2 separate regions of the Homo sapiens genome follow, and region 1 is linked to region 2. The links are chromatin loops, found by intact Hi-C in ENCODE. Cell type or tissue: K562. All regions are shown on one strand. Each heading gives the region's core, and the rest is flanking DNA. Links, peaks and the distances in the headings are about the cores only. Region 1 overlaps LOC107986436 (a long non-coding RNA gene). Region 2 has its middle 54 kb from the start of RGMB.

Region 1 (8,862 bases), core at 3,034-7,033, 230 kb after region 2:
AGGGTTTCAGCTCCTTGAAATGGTTTCTCTTCTCATCTAGAGATGACCTCCTTTCCAAGATTAGTGAACTTTAAAGACTGTGTAGAGAACTTAGGTTTTCTAAGAAGGGGTTTTTTTTTTTCTTCAGACCTCTTTTATATGTAAAATGTCTTAGGGAAGTCATTTAGGCAATCATCTGGTACAAAATATCAATGTTTTTGACATTTTTTTCCTCAGTAACTCTTGAGAGAGTTTTAGATGTGTAACCTGCTAGAAAAACAGATGTCTTTAGAAAATCTGTTTTTTTTCAAGAATGATTTATATCTGCGGATAGAAGAAAAATAAAGGTTATTTGTCTAACTTACTTCAAACTCTAAGTTGTGGTTTGTGGAAGTTAGACTATTTTACCATGTATCCTACAGCTTTGACTGTTTTGAGTCATTTATTGTACTGCCAGTATTAAAGTAAAAAGATGAATCAATTAATAAGAAAAATTTTTAAAGTTGTAAATTTTCAGAGTTGTGAGTTTTTGAAAAAACATGCAAATAAATCTTATTAGTTTTTTCTTTTGTTATTAAGTCATGATTCAATTACTCTTTGAAAACAATAATCATTTTTCCTTTATATTTCATTTACATTGTGTGCCCAATTATTTTTCATTATTGGTTAGACTTAACATAGTCTTTTGAAAGGAGAATAGATATTTCTCACTGTCCTTCCAGACTTATATTTTAATACATTTATGACTAAAATTAATCTTGTCCACACATTGGTGAGTTAATTCTCTTGATCTGCATGGCAGAAGGATAAGCACAAATTTGTCTGTTTCAAACTACTAAAAGCAGCTATAAAAAGCTACTAAAAGCAGCGTTTATTGAATGATCTGGATTCCGTAGTATACAATCAGAAAATAGCTTTATTTTTCCACCACTATATATCACACCTGAGTTTTGGACTTCCCCTTTCCCACTATTTGACAGCGTTTTTTAAACAGATCTCTTAGTTTGTCAGTCATTAACAGTGTTTATTTATTTACTTTTTTTTTTTTTTTTGAGATGGAGTCTTGCTCTATTGCCCAGGCTGGAGTCCAATGGTGGGATCTCGACACACTGCAACGTCTGCCTCCCGGGTTCAAAGTGATTCTCCTGCCTCAGCCTCCTGAGTAGCTGGGACTACAGGCATGCGCCACCATGCCCAGCTAATTTTTTGTATTTTTAGTAGAGACGCAGTTTCACCATGCTGGCCAGGCTGGTCTCACACTCCCGACGTCAGGTGATCCACCCCCTTTAGCCTCCCCAAGTGGTGGGATTACAGGCGTAAGCCACTGCGCCCAGCCAACAAGTGTTTAAAAGTCCATTCTAAGCCAGCATTCTAATCTTGCCTTCACTTTAAAGTTTTTTCACTTTAGGCTCGGCATGGACTCTGTTGTTTTTTTTTTGTTGTTGTTGTTGAGATGGAGTCTCGCTCTATCGCCCAGGCTGGAGTGCAGTGGTGTGATCTCACTCACTGCAACCTCCACCTCCCGGGTTCACACCGTTCTCCTGCCTCAGCCTCCAGCTGGACCCTGTTTTAGGAATTAGTGATGTAGGTGGAGACGGCGGAGGTGTTAACTCTTCTTTCTATCTCCTTAGTTCCAGCTCACTATGCTGTTCCTGGCTCTTCCAGCGTCCAGGTCGGGGGCAGGGGTGTGAAGAGAGGTAAAGGGGTTAAAAAGGAGGCAGTTAAACGGGGTTAAGATCATGAACTCTGGAGTGAGAGACGTGGGGTTGGAGGCCCTACCACCCACTAGCTTGGTCACCTTGGTTATGTGTCTCCACAGTGTCCCTTCCTCACAATACCAATAATGACTTTCAAAATAATGACTTACGGTTCTGACGATCATATAATTGATTTATGTAAAGCACTTACTCAGTAATTGTTAGGTGTTACTGGATATTTTTATGGGAGTAGTTATTACTGGGTATTATTCTTTTTTTTTTCTGGGGCTTTCTTTTCTTTCTTTCTTTCTTTCTTTCTTTCTTTCTTTCTTTCTTTCTTTCTTTTTCTTTCTTTCTCTCTCTCTCTCTCATCTCTCTCTCTCCCTCCCTCCCTGCCTCCCTTCCTTCCTTTTTTTTTTTTTTTTTTTGAGACGAACTCTTGCACTGTCGCCTAGGCTGGAGTGCAGTGGCACAATCTCGGCTCACTGCAACCTCTGCCTCTTGGATTCAAGCGATTCTTCTGCCTCAACCTCCCGAGTAGCTGGTATTATGGGCATGTGCCACCATGCCTGGCTAATTTTTTGTATTTTTAGTAGAGATGGGGCTTCACCATGTTGGCCAGGCTGGTCTCGAACTCCTGACCTCAAGTGACCCACCTGCCTCGGCCTCCCAAAGTGCTGGGATTACAGGCATGAGCCACTGTGTCTAGCCTGGGGCTGTTTTACCAATGCCGATTACTCTTTACCTTGGCAGGTGTCCATCACTAGTTCTCTTGTGGGATGATTTTGTGTGTTCTCTGCCTTCCTCTCCACCCACAGGGATCTTTGCACTGTAGTTTCCTGGTGTTTGTAATGCTCTTACTGGCTGATGCTTTCCAATCTCCCTACCTCAGTTCTTACTCTGCTAGACTCATGCAGTTTTCTTCCCAGAGCAGGCAGAATGATGGAAAATGGGAAAATTCGTGCATCTAGGGCCAGCTAAACGCTGGAGGTGTAGGCCATTTTGCCTGTCAGTCTCTGTCCTTGCCCTACCATTATGGGCTGTTCCAGCGGTCTCTTGCTTACAGATTCCTTTAGAGTCCCAGTCTGTCTCTTCATGCGTGGAGAAATAACTGAGACATGTCAGAGCTTCCCCAAATACTCTCATCAATTTGCCTACATAGTTTTGCCACTCAGCAAACTTCCACCTAAGGAGTGAACTATCTCTTGGAGAAAACTTTCATCTCTGAGTGGTCCTCTTAGGGTCCCCTTTCCTTGGCTTGCTTTTAGGGAAACACACCCCTGTCCTCTCGTGTAGGTGAAGGGAGACACCATGGTATTCTCTTCCTTGATTCATTTCAAAGACTCCCCCTCTTCAATGAATCTCTAACCTTCTTCTAAGTAGTCACTGTTTACATTTGCAAGGTTATATTTTATTAGACAAGAGGTATACCAAAGGAATAATTTACAAGTAATTTGTGGATTGTAATTGTTGTGTGGCAATATGGATTTCTGATTCCCCTCCCCTCATCTCCCCACCACATGTCTCATGTGAAGACTGACTCCTGTTGAGAGCAAGTAAACAGAGCTGTGGCGAATTTGACTCAAAAAGGAGACAGATATTCTTCAGTACAATAAAGTGCAAACGATATACTAATATGTGTTGATTTTGATAGTATGAAGAAGCTAATGGCCCTATACCGAAAAGGTAAAAGACTGACCTAAATGAAGATTTTTTTCTCTTCTCTCTTCTGCCTTCAGCAACTGAAAATCTCTGCAACAACTTGGCAATGGAATGTGAAGGAGCTGAACAAGGAAGGACCAGATGACTGACTCATGGGGTTTGGTTGAAGGAGATGAGGGCAAGGAGAAAAGGGATATGAAGAGGGTTGTAGAGGTTGTGGGAGGAAGGAGATAGAAAAGGCCTTTGGCAAAGATATTTTTCTGCCTACATTTATGTTGGCCATATGGGGATGCCATAAATATCTTGAACACTGGAGGAGCTAGGTGTGGCACCAGACATCAAGATGGCCCTCAAGAATTCTAGCCTCCTGGTATTCATGTTCTTATATAGTCTCCTCCAACACTGAAAAGGGCTGACCTGTGTAACTAATAGGATATTGTGGAAATGATGGAGTTTGTCTTCTGAGGCTAGATCATGAAAGACATGTGGTCCTTGGACCACTTAATCATGAAGAAGACAGCTGCCATGTTGTGAGGACTCTCAAGCAGCTCTGTGGAGAGGTCCATAGGTAAGGAACTGAGAACCCCCTCCAAGTGAGCAATCTTGGAGGTATATCCTTTCCTCTCAGTCAAGCCTTCAGATGACTACAGCCTGGGCTGGTATCTTGACTGCAACCTTATGAGAAACCCTGAGCCAACACCAGCTAAGATTCTCCTGAATTCCTCACCCTAAGAAACTGAGATAATAAATCTGTGTTGGTTTAAGCCACGTGTATTGAGATAACTAATTATGTGGCAATAGAAAACTAATACACTAAGAGATGAATTAAATAGAGAATCCACTCCAAGATTCCACTGTTCTGTGGATTATATAGAGGTTGAACATGTTGCTCCAATCTAAGCTATTTGTTTATTCTTTTAAATTCTGTGTGTCTGCTTGACTGGCCCACAAGACTCTAGGATTATCAAGTATACTACCCTACCCTTCCATAATAAAAGGTGTAGGCTGGGTGAGGTGGCTTATGCTGGTAATCCCAGTGCTTTGGAAGGCTGAGGTGGGAGGATCACTTGAGGCCACGAGTTCAAGATCAGCCTGGGCAACATAGTGAGGCCAGGAGATCAAGACCAGCCTGGGTGACGGAGTCAGACTCTGTCTCTAGAAGTAAGCAAATAGGTAGTTAAATAAATAAATAAAATAAAGGGTGTGGTGTTTGGGTTACAATTTTAAATGCTGAAATTTAAGAAATTAAGAAATATACAATGAAATGATATAACTCATTAACAGTTATTATTTGCATATAAAAGTAAATACAGTTGTGAGAGACTGAATACTATGAATAAAATCACATGGTGTGCACCTGTCACAGTCATCAGTTTCACATGTTCCTGCTGAAAATAGTTGAACTCTTAGTTCCTCAATACCATTGACCTTTTCTTTTTTGAAAAAAAAAAAAAATAAATCTATTTCTACTGTAATTTGCTATCACATATTGTGTCCTTCCCCTTTTAAAAACAATGTTATTTCTGTCTCTTTTTATAATAGAATATTCTAAAATCTTCTGTTTGTATTCTACATTGCAGCTTCATTTCAAATCCAAATCCTTACAATTGGCATTGCTTAGCAAATTAACAATGATATACTTCGGTAGATATCTTGTTATGCTTTCTATTGTTTTATGTAACAATTTGGCAATTGCATAAATAGACATGTATCAATGATTCTAATAATTGAAATGGCATTTCCAGTTCCCCTTTAAGTGGAGGAAAACCTATTAAAATTAATTCATTTTAAAAAACCCCACTGTCGCAAGGCAATTTCAATAGAAAGATACCACTATCTCCCTTGCTCAGAGGTTGCTATTTACATATTTAACATCCTGAATCTCTAAAGGGAGTTCAATACGATGTAAGCATTAGCATAAGGCAAGCATGTGAACCAGATACATCTACCTATCGCTTTTTATTTGGTGTTTTTCCTCCTTTGACTTTGTCATCAAACTCAGAAACCGTCGGCTTCTGGCGCCCTCTTGTGGACAAATGCTCCTAGTGTTTTTGGCAGCTCCCTTGTTTAGGGAAGTTTGAAAAAACGAATAATTTTCCTATTTGTTTATGCAAAATAATTTGAATTTCTGAAATAGTGTGACAATTTTTGCTCAGTTACAGAATTGAACTGAGAGAAATTTCTATTAAAGCAAACATAAGACAAAAAAAAAAACCTCCCGATAAAGCAATGAAATTCCTACTACATTTTTTGTTAGATGGATTGTTGGTTCTAACTTATATTGATAATAATTAATTGCAAGAATATCAATCATCTCTGCTTCCTTCCTTCTCAATTTAGGACTTGACTAAAGGGGAGGCTTCCATTCAGCATTTATTTTCCCAGCTCCAGGGTCAAGACCCACCGTGGTCACTGGAGTCCTGGCAGTCTGCCACTGCAGGATGGGTCCTCCAGCACAATTCCATAACTCATCCGACTGCCATTCCTTTCCTAGCATCTCCTACAACAGTGTTCTCCTTTGGCCCATCCTCCTCATCCTGTCCTCCACTGACACGTTAATTTTCCTTCTTGTGGTCGGGAAAGATTAATTGAGCATCATTGAGCATTTACGATGAGCTGGAGTCTGAGTAACAGTAGAGGGATTAGCACAGTGCTAATGTGATAATAGGGCTTAATGAGTCAGGGTATAACCCATGCCCAGACCACACAAAGCTAGGAAAAAAAATTAGGCTCATAGCAGTGGTCATGTAAATTATTTCTTTGACTGTATACCTGCCTTTGTGGGAGCTCCAGCCACTTCCAGGTGTCCCTATCTCAACTATTTCTGGGAGTTCCTGTAAATTCCCATAGGTGTTCAAATAGTTTTCTCGGCCACCACACAAACACTTTCCTTTCTTTAGCTGGACCCTAGGAGATGCAGGCTGCCACGTGTTGCTTGTTTGTGTATATGTAGGTGTCTCCTGAATCTGTTGCCATGAGGTGGCTGCTCCTGCCTTGTTGAGGCCAGCTGAGGTCACTGGGGCAATGCTCTGTGTGGAGAGGTCTTGGTCACTGCTGATGTGCTGGTGCTCTAGGTATGCCAAGGTTCACCAAGTTTTTTGACTTCTTAGATCTGTATTGGCCAAATGGGAAAAAATCCCACTCTTGTTCTATAGTTTTTCAAAGTTCAAAAGCAATGCTGATTTGTGTGCCCAGTAGCTCTCTGACCTTTGAGCTAGGCAGCTGTCTTATATTTCTGTCAAAGGCTCTTCCCCTCGGGTTCCCAGAGAGATAGAAGGAAGAGAGAGCCTATGAGGAAGAGGGGAAGTCACAGAACAAGATGAGACACACTCGCTTTATATCACTCCTTGCAGTCTTTACCCAGGGCATTTTTATTAGATGAAACAGTAAGTTTCACTTCTTTTTCTTTGCTCTGAGGCTGTTTTTAATTTTCTCAAACTGATTCCTTGTGGCTCTGATTCATCCATTCTTCAGAAATGCTCAGGCATGTCTGCATCTAGGAAGAATGCAACTTAGGCTTGTGTAGGATTCTCTCCATATTAGTTAATGGTGACAAAGGTGATAGTGGACAGTGGTGACCAGGTTACAAGGAGGGAAGGAACATCTTTAGAGGAAAAATATTGGCAGCCCTCATATTTCTAAAATATTCCAGAAATTGCTCTTTAGGGGAGGAGCACATCCATGAAAACTTTCAGTATAGTTTCAAAAGTGCTTGAATGTATCATGACAGCATAATACTAAAAATCTCACACTATTCTGTTTTATAAAGTACTCTCACTTTGTGATGTGTTCAGCAAACATGTCAAATTGTTATTAAGCTCATTGTTTACAAATACGAAAGTTATAAGAGACCTAATGGTCAAACAAATGTGTATATAAGTAAGTAGGCATTACCTAAAGGCATTATCTATTATTAGAATCATTGGTACATATCCTTTTATGCAATTGCCAAATTGCCAAATTATTATATAAAACAATAGAAAGCATAACAAGGTATGCTAATTTGACTGATTAGCTAGAAATTTGCATAAAGACATTTTTGTTTCTTCTATTTTGCAAGGTAATTATATTAAAATGCTCCCACCTCCCCATCTCTGCTTCTCACATTTTATGGCCCAATAATATAAAAATAGATTCTCCTGATTGCTAAGTGGAGGCAGCCTATTTAGTTTTGAACTCAGATGCCCCAACTTTCTTGGTGAATTGCCTAGGACGAGTTCTCTCAATAGTCTGAGCCTCAATTTCCTGATGTTATGACATTGGATAAATAACACTAGTGGTACCTACCTTATAGGTGGCAAGGCTTAACTGAGATCATCAATAAAACCAAGGACAGTTACTAAGGCAAAATAAAACTTTTCTCTCCACATAAAAGTAAGTTTTTGTATGTCAGTTATTCCTCGGTAAAGCTGTTAACTAAAGTGAGAGACATTTTTGAAATGAAAATTGTCATACTAGAAGAAAATGTTAAGTTCCACTCCTGAAAAATCTGAGCTTTCTTTCAAAGAAAGGTAAAGTTCTGAGAAAGACAGACAGGAGGGCTGTGCTTCCTGCTGCACACTATGGAATGAGTATCTGGGGACGACATGAGTGGCGACCATAAAGTGTCCCTTCTGATGAGTTTGAATCATCACTTTATTCTTTTACTTAAGCCAGCACTGACCAATACAGTAGCCACTGGCCACACGCGGCTATTGAGCCCTTGAAATGTGGCTAAGCTGAATTGAAATGTAGTGTCAGTATAAAATGCACATCAGATTTTGAAGACTTTAAATTAAAAAAGAATGTGAAATAGTTTATTAAAAGTTTAAAAATATTGATTACATGTTAAATTGGTAATATTTTATATACCTATTTTTAAAAAGGAATATGTTATGAGCTATTTTTGCCTGTTTCTTTTGACTTTTTACCTTGTGGCTGCCAGAAAACTTAAAATTATATATGTATTTTGAATTAGATTTTTATCAAACAGTGCTATGAGCTAAATACATTTTCACCTTTTCTTGATGACCCGAAGATACACAGAAACGGCAAACCTTCTGGAAGACTGGATTCAGACCTTATGACTTTAAATCTGGATACCATCAATAAATAGCTGTATGATCATGGACAGACATGTTAATGTCAGAATCTCAGGATTTTTTATTTTTTATTTTTTCCAGAAGCAGAGGGGTGATATTATTATGTGAGTCCACAAATAGAGTTGTGCAAGAAATACAGGTTTATTTTTCCGTAACTGGAGTTAGTTTCTGTTATGAATGTCTAATTTATCTATTAAGGAAAACAGTCTCAGTTAATTCAGGTTCATTTAGCTCATATACACAAAATCTTTCCTTTTCCTTGAATAGCCGTAAGGTAAGGAGGCAAAGAGTATTTGATCCTGGGTGTCATCATCTATCTCTCCTGGGGACATTCTCTTGACTGCCCGGGGCTTAGTCATCATGACTGCTGTTTCTTTCTCATCCCCACTGCAAGGCCTCATTAGGAATCCTAGTTTTCTTTTCCGTAACAGATCCAATGTAGG
Region 2 (8,862 bases), core at 2,006-6,005:
GCCAGGAGTTGACAAACTATGGCCCACAGATCAAATCTGGCCCACCACCTATTAGCCCTCCAGCTAAGAATAGACTTATATTTTTAAAGCGTTTTTAAAATAAAATAAAAAGCAATATTCCCTGATATATGAAAATTTTGTGAAATTAATACTTCAGTATCCATAAATACAATGCTATTTTTTAAACACAGGCACCTTTGTTTGTTTATGTCTTGTCTATGGCTGCTTTCATGCTACAATGGCCAAGTAGTTTCAACTGAGGCCATAGGACCTACAAAGCCTAAAATATTAACTCTCTGGTTTTTTGCCAAAAACGTTTACCAGCCCCTGACATAGGATACAAATGGGTGACTCATATGCTCCAATTGAATATGAAGGAAAGAAAAGAGGTAAATTGCAAATAAAATAGGTTATACATTAATGCCAATGTATGCACTACTTTATTCACAGAAAACAGTTGTGAAGAAAATATGACGCCTGACCATGAATGATTCAGGACTAGGTGAAATTGTAAAAATTATTAAGATAATTAAGTTGTGGTAATTACTATAACTCCTTTCTTCATGTTATATGAAGAAATAATGAGTAAGTAAATAACTATGCTTTTTCATACTACAGTTACCGAGATTTTGAAAGGAAAGTTGCTCACATGACTTTTGGAAAGGAGAGATGAAATTAAAACACTTCATCATGATGCTGAAAATGCCAGGAAAGATTATATTTTTAGTTTCATGTTGTGTTACTCTAGTGAATAGCCAGAATCTAACACTTCAAGACCAAAATCTCACAAGTTTATATGTTGAAAATAAGATATAAATTTTCATCAGAAGACAAAATTGTGGCTCAAATTATTCCATTGCTGAGTGTTACTCTTTTTAAGCACCTAATATTTTTTCATTTTTCAGAGAATTAAATCAATGATATATTATTGTACAAACTTTAAGTACCCAACCCCACAAATGCGTAATCAGAACATGAAGAAATTTTCCAGAACTACATGAAACCTACAAGTTTAACCTCACGTGTCAAAGCAATCAACCTTATAGGTTCCTTTTTGTTTTTAGTTGGGGTCTCGCTCTGTCACCCAGGCTGGAATGCAGTAGCACAATCATACCTTCTGCAGCCTCGAACTCCTGGACTCAAGCAATCCTCCTGCCTCAGTGTCCCGAGTAGCTGGGACTACAGACATGCACCACCGGGCCCACCTAATTTTAAAATTTTGTTTAGAGAGATTTTTGTAAAGAGTATTTCTGTCTTGCCATGTTGCCCAGGCTGTTCTCGAATTCTTGGGCTAAGGCAATCCTCTTGTCTTGGCCTCCCAAAGTGCTGGGATTATAGGCATGAGCCACTGTGCCCAATCCAACTGTATAGGTTGCTTTGGTGGCTGTTGTTATTTTAATGTGATAACTCATCCACACCGTGTCCAAGAAAGTAACTAAAGCCATTTTCAGTGAGCAATCGCTCTTTAACTTCAGGTTCATTTTCAATACAAACATGGAAAACTGATTGTTATCAAATACTTGCTCCCATTCTCAGTAATGCACAAATGTAATGTTCTAGTTCAATTGAAATAATCATCAAGATAAAAACTGCCTGGATATGGAACCTCACTACTACCTTCATGAAAACTGCACATTGACTAGAAAAAAAGAAAAATTATTTCCAACCTAGAATTTTAAAGTCTTCCCAATTATCAATTAAGTGGGAGACTAGAAAAAAAAGACATTTTTAGAAATAGATTCTCAAAAACTTAATTCCTATTTATCCTTTCTTAGAATGCTACTGGAGAATACACTCCATAAAATAAGAGAAAAACCAAAGAGGAAAATAGGAGATCCAGGAACCAGGGAATCCAACACAGGAGGGAGACTAAGAGAACCCCCATTTACAGAATGAAGAAAAATCCCAAGGCTATGGTTACACGCCAGGGTAGAAGCCCACCAGTCCTGAAGGGGAAAGGTTAGAAAGTTTTGGAAGAAACTTCTTAAAGAGATGAAATTGATAGAGTATCTAATGTGTTTGAACATCATAATTGAAGATTTACACAATTAAGGGAGAGTTTGGGACTAAATTAAGTACATTAAAAAAAACAAGTATATTGACAAACAAGACACTTAAAAATTCCAAGGAAGATAAATATTGTGCTAGCAAAAAAAAAGTAACCACAAAATACTGCCTGGTTCATCAACAAACTGTTTACATGGTCATGATAATGTAAACACTGAACATTGCTCTCTTTTTTTTTTTTGAGACAGTCTCACTCTGTCTCCAAAGCTAGACTGTAGTTGCATGATCTCAGCTTACTGAAACCTCCGCCTCCTAGGGTCAAGTTATCCTTCCACCTCAGTCTTCCTAGCAGCTGGGACTACAGGTGCGTGCAATCACATCCAGTTACATTTTGTATTTTTTGTAGAGATGGGGTCTCATCATGTTGCCCAGGCTGGTTTCCAACTCCTGGGTTCAAGTGATCCTCCTGCCTCAGCATCCTAAAGTCCTGGGATTAGGCATGAGCCACCATGCCTGCCAGAACATTGTCCTTATTAAAGTTATATCTATACAGGAAAGATGTGGCAGGGGGATGCCGTGGGAGGGGAAGCTGGAGATAAAATTCAACTAAATCCTTTCGTAATAGAAAGTTAATAGTTAATGCCTAAAACAGTAATAGTGAGAAGTAGAAATACATACCTTTTATATAGATTTAAGTCAGTTACAACCACAAGAATCAATCAAGAGAGTTAAGAAGGGAAGTAGACAATGCTGGGGGTGAGCTGGGGGAGGCAAGGGACTGCTCTTTTTTACAAAAGTTTTGTGGAGGTATTTCTGTCCTTATATTATGTGTATGATTAATTCAATAAAAACAGAAAAGTATGTTTTAAATAGTTAATAGTTTTAAATAGTTACTTTTAATAGTAAAAGTATGTTTTAAAAGTACATTTTAAATAGTTTATATATAAATATTCATATATATATAAATATTCATATATATATAGAGAGAGAGAGAGAGAGAGAACTTATCTATCAATTAAAAAAACAACTTATTTAATTGAATACAAGGATGAGTCTAGGCAGGGCTGGGAGAGGGGCACCACCCACAGGAAGCACAAGTCCCTCCCCAACACCTCACCATATAATTTTTTAATGGATAGTGATGAGTATCAAACTGCTATGTTATTTAGATTCCTTCAGATATATGAAAAATGTACTATTTTATTTTAAAATGCCATATTAGTCAGGGTTCTCTAGAGGGACAGAACTAATAGGATAGATGTATATATAAAAGGAAGTTTATTAAGGAGTATTGACTCATATGATCACAAGGTACCACAATAGGCCATCTGCAAGCTGAAGAGCAAGGAAATCAGTCCAACTCCCGAAGCTGAAGAACTTGGAGTCCAATGTTCGAGAGAAGGAAGCATCCAGCACCACAGGAGAAAGATATAGGCTGGGAGGCTAAGCCAGTCTAGTCTTTCCATATACTTCTGCCTGCTTTATTCTGGCTGCTCCGACAGCTGATTAGATTGTGCCCACCCAGATTGAGGGTAGGTCTGCCTCTCCTAGTCCACTGACTCAAATATTAATCTCCTCTGGCACCACCCTTACAGACACAGCCAGGAACAACACTTTGCATCCTTCAAGCCAATCAAGTTAACACTCAATATTAACCATCACAAATTCCAATATTTAAAATGCACTAGAAATTATATCCTTTATTATAACATACAAAAATTATGTCTTATCTGGAAAAATTTTAGATATCAACTTAAACTGTTAAATTGGATTCATAATTTTTGAAATTATTTTAGGAAGTCTGAGACCAAGCATTTCATACCAAACACCTGTTAAAAGTAAACCCATCTGCGGCTCAGTTTAATAGGTGGACTCATACTCCCCTCTGGTGGTTAAGATGGTCAAAAACACATGAGATACAAATTTGGACCTGTGGCATTTTGGAAACACAGGAATTTCATTTCCTTTTGTTGCATTAAACAAATAGCAAGTTTTGCAAAATCTGGATATAGTAAAAGGATTTTGAAAACTAGGATTTGAGAACAAAATGGACCATAGAAAAACAACTTATCTGCTTTTAATAATTGTGATTTGGTGTGAACCAAGCAAGATTTTTGCTTTCCAGAGAGATCCAAACAATACAATGTCTGCATCATATTCAGAGACACGATGAAGACATTCAATTAACTGAATGCACCTACAGGTTCATTGTGTTCTCTGTGTAACTGTAGAGGTTTGCCTTTGTATAAGTGTCCCCATAACATCTTTTCTCCTTACCCATCACTGTCCCCAGGGTCTCCATGGTCTGACACTGTCAGTAACAAGAATGCACGTTACGGAGAAAGCATGGCTCAGTGGTATGAGTAGGGGATGATGAAATTTGAGAAAGACTATATATCTGAATTTTATCCCCGCCTATCACTAGCTGTGATCTTGGAAGAATTAACTTCTTTAGGCCAATTTCCACAACAATAAAATGGTTAAAATTCTAGCATGTGTGTTGCCTCTGCCACTGTGGTGTGCCCTCATGGACGCAGGCATCCCAGCACCCACTAGCACCCTGCTACAGCTGATGGAGCATACACCCCACAGCGCTGCTTCTGGCACATGCAAATGAGAATGAATCATGCTGCCACTGCACTATGAAATGCTTAGGCTGAGACCACCCATCAGAGTGCAGTGACCAGCAGTCTGGGAGCACCGTGGGCCCCCTCCCCCAGCACAGTGGATTTCTAACCTTGAGGAGCCAGAGAACAACATTGAGCCTCAATACAAGTCCCCCTCAGTTAAAGCATGCAGTCTAGGAGTTGAGAGCTGAGCATTACTCTCCTAAAATCTTCCAGAAATGAAGCCAATCAGCTGAATCCACCTTATATCACAATCAAACCCTCAAGATCATCGAATAGGATAAAAGGAAAAAAAAATCCAAAGGTTAGCAACTTAAAAGATTGAAGGAATATTCAACCACAAAGATGAGAAAGAACCATCGCAGGAATTCTGACAACTCAAAAGGCCAGAGTGCCTTCTTTCCTGTAAATGATCATACCACCTCTCCAGGAGGAGTTCTGAACCAGGCTGAGATGGCTAAAATGACAGAAATAGAATTCAGAATATGGATAAAAACAAAGATCATTGAGCTGCAGGAGTACATTGAAACCCAATCCAAGAAAGCTAAGAATCACAGTAAAACAATACAGGAGCTGACAAACAAAATAGCCAGTATATAAAAGAATATTACTAACCTGATAGAGTTAAAAAACACACTACAAGAATTTTATAATGCAATCACAAGTATTAATAGTAGAATAGACCAAGGAAGAATCTCAGAGCTTGAAGACTATCTTTCTGAAATAAGACAGGCAGACAAGAATAGAGAAAAAAGAATGAAAAGAAAATAACAAAACCTTTGAGAAATATGGGACTGTGTTAAGAGAACAAATCTATGAATGACAGGTATACCTGAAAGAGATGGGGAGAATGGAACCAATTTGAAAAACATACATCAGGACACTATCCATGAAAACTTTCCCAGCCCAGCCAGAAAGGCCAACATTCAAATTCAGGAAATGCAGAAAACTCCAGTAAGATAATTCACAAGAAGGTCGTCCCCAAGATACATAACCATCAGATTTTCCAAGGTTGAAATGAAAGAAAAAATGTTAAAGGCAGCTAGGAAGAAAGGTTAGGTCACCTACAAAGGGAACCCCATCATACTAACAGAGGACCTCTCAGTAGAAACTCTATAAGCCAGAAGAGATTGGAAGCCAATATTCAGCATTCTTAAAGAAAAGAAATTTCAACCCAAAATTTCATATTCAGCCAAAGTAAGTTTCATAAGCAGAGGAGAAATAAGATTGCTTTCAGACAAGCAAATGCTGAGGGAATTTGTTACCACCAGACCTGCCTTACAAGAGCTCCTGAAGGAAACACTAAATATGGAAAGAAAAGATCATTATCAGCTACTACAAAAACACACATAGTGTGTTATAGGCCACTGACACTATAAAACAACCACATAAACAAGTCTACAAAATAACCAGCTAACATCATGATGATGGGATCAAATCCACACATATCAATACTAAACCTGAATGTAAATGAGCTAAATGCCCCAATGAAAAGGCACAGAGTGCAATCTGGATTAAAAAAAAAAACAAAAACCATTGGTATGCTGTCTTCAAGGACTCATCTCGCATGCAATGACACCTATAGGCTCAAAATAAAGCAATGGAGAAAAATCTACCAAAAAAATGAAAAACAGAAGCAAGTAGGAGTTGCAATCCTAATTGCTGACAAAACAGACTTTAAACCAACAAAGATCAAAAAAGACAAAGAAGGGCATTACATAATGGTAAGTGATGAATTCAACAAGAAGACCTGTCTATCCTAAATATATATACACCCAACATAGGAACACCCAGATTCATAAAGCAAGTTTTTAGAGATCTCCAAAGAGATTTAGACTCTCAAACGATAACAGTGGGAGACTTTAACATCCTACTGACAATGTTAGTCAGATCATTGAGGCAGAAAATTAGCAAAGATATTCAGGACCTGAACTCAGCACTGGATCAAATGGACCTGATAGATACCTACAGAGCTCTCCACCCAAAAGCAACAAAATATACATTCGTCTCACCACCACATGGAACATACTCTAAAACTGATTATATAATCAAATACAAAACTTTGCTCAGCAAATGCAAAAGAATTGATATTACAACAACCACTCTCTCAGACCACAGCACAATCAAATTAGACGTCAAGACTAAGAAATTCACTCAAAACCATATAACTACATGGAAATTAAATAACCTGCTCCTAAATGACTTTTGGGTAAATAATGAAACTAAGGCAGAACTCAAGAAGTGATTTGAAATGAATGAAAACAAAGACACAATGTACCAGAATCCCTGGGACACAGCTAAGGCAGTGTTAAGATGGAAATGTATAGCACTAAGTGCCCACATCAAAAATTAGGAAGATCTCAATTTAACAACCTAACATCCCAACTAAAAGAAATAGAGAACCAAGAGCAAACAAATCCCAATGCTAACAGAATATAAGAAATAACAAAATCAGAGCTGAACTAAAGGAAATAGAGACACCAAAAACCATTCAACAGACCAACAAATCCAGGAGCTGGTCTTCTGAAAAAAATAATAAAATATACCACTAGCTAGACTAATAAAGAAGAAATGAGAGAAAATTCAAATAAACACAATCAGAATGATAAAGGGATATTACCACTGGACCCCACAGAAATACAAATAACCATCAGAGAATATTATGAACACCTCTATGCACATAAACTAGAAAATCTGGAAGAAATTGATAAATTCCTGGACATATACACCCTCCCAAGACTGAATCAGGAAGAACTTGAATCCCTGAACAGAAAACCAAATACTGCATGTTCTAATTTGTAAGTGGAGGCTAAATGATGAGGACACATGGACATATAGAGGAGAACAACAGAAACTGGGGCCTAGCAGAGGGTGGAGGGTGGGAGGAGGGAGAGGATCAGGAAAAATAACTAATGGGTACTAAGCTTAATACCTGGGTGATGAAATAATCTGTACAACAAACCCCCATGACACAAGTTTACCTATGTAAGAAACCTGCACATGTACCCCTGAACTTAAAATAAATGTTTTTTAAAAATAAAATAAACTAATAAGTAATTTAAAAATTCTAGCCTTGGCCAGGCATGGTGGCTCATGCCTCTAATCCCAGCACTTTGAGAGGCCGAGGTGGGTGAATCACGAGGTCAGGAGATTGAGACCATCCTGGCTAACACAGTGAAACCCCATCTCTACTAATAATACAAAAAATTAGCTGTAGTCCCAGCTACTTGGGAGGCTGAGGCAGGAGTATGGCGTGAACCCAGGAGGCAGAGCTTCCAGTGAGCCGAGATTGCGCCCCTGCACTCCAGCCTGGGTGACAGAACGAGACTCCATCTCAAAAAAAAAAAAAAAAAAAAAAAATTCTAGCCTTACAGTTGCCTTGTAAAATTAAAAAAGCACATAAGTAAGATGCTCAATAATAGCAACCAATTGTCGTTATTGCTACTTTATATGTTTGAAAGATAAGTAGCTCTGTCCATTTAGAGGATACAGAATATAATCTTAAGGAGTCTCTTTTAGTAGCTTAGTCATTTCTACTTATTTGGTCACGATAGTGCCATCTTCCTAAGGGTTTTCTTTCCCATTTTCTGACATAAATATTTCCATTGAACTTCCTCCCTTCTCCTTTTCTCAGGTAATGAGCTGGGTTGGTATTGGGAAAAAATATCCAGCCCCTAAAACAACCAGACTTTGAGCAATCATACCCATATGATTGCTCCTCCCTGACTGCTCTGACACTTGACCCCTGTAACTTTTATCAAAGGCTTCATCCTTGCAATTATCTGCTCTTCTGTGTGTTCCTTAAATAACTAAAATCAGAACTATCTACTGTCATTTTTCCCTCTCTACTGGATCATTTTCATCCCCCGAAAATATCCTCAAGTATCTGCTTCTCTTGAAAACAATCCCCACCCCCACCTCATTCCTCGAAATCCTTCTTAACTTCACATGATCTTGAAGCTAATGACCTATTTCTCTGTTTCTCCTCACCATTAAACTTCTTGGGGCGGGGTCCAGTGGCTCACACCTGTAATCTCAATACTTTGGAAGGCTGAGGTGGGAAGACCGCTTGAGGCCAGGGGTTCCAGATCAGCCTGGGCAACATAGTAAGACTCCTGTCTCTATTGAAAATAAATGTGTTTTTAAATTTATTGAAAATGTTGTCTAAATTAAATTTCTTGGAAGAGTTGCCTATAGTATCACTTTCTATTTCCTCACCTCACATGCT

Evidence for each region. Peaks named below come from ENCODE experiments on the same cell type or tissue, not always from the same donor. Only the 100,000 strongest peaks of a DNase experiment are listed, where the experiment ranks them.
Region 1: it touches region 2 in a loop (2.8-fold over the local background); 3 of 110 quality-filtered maps call a loop at or near these places.

Annotation. Positions count from the first base shown.
Region 1 is chr5:99,055,174-99,064,035 of GRCh38, forward strand. LOC107986436 (a long non-coding RNA gene) reads left to right here. Exons shown (of 2, transcript XR_001742822.1): 2 at 3,416-4,813. Among named protein-coding and RNA genes, the nearest start is that of CHD1, 130 kb to the left of the region's middle. In K562, for the core only: a CTCF peak has its summit at 5,363 (motif pointing left); a DNase peak (open chromatin) is centred at 5,358.
Region 2 is chr5:98,823,466-98,832,327 of GRCh38, forward strand. No RefSeq gene overlaps it. Among named protein-coding and RNA genes, the nearest start is that of RGMB, 54 kb to the left of the region's middle. In K562, for the core only: a CTCF peak has its summit at 3,897 (motif pointing left); a DNase peak (open chromatin) is centred at 3,896.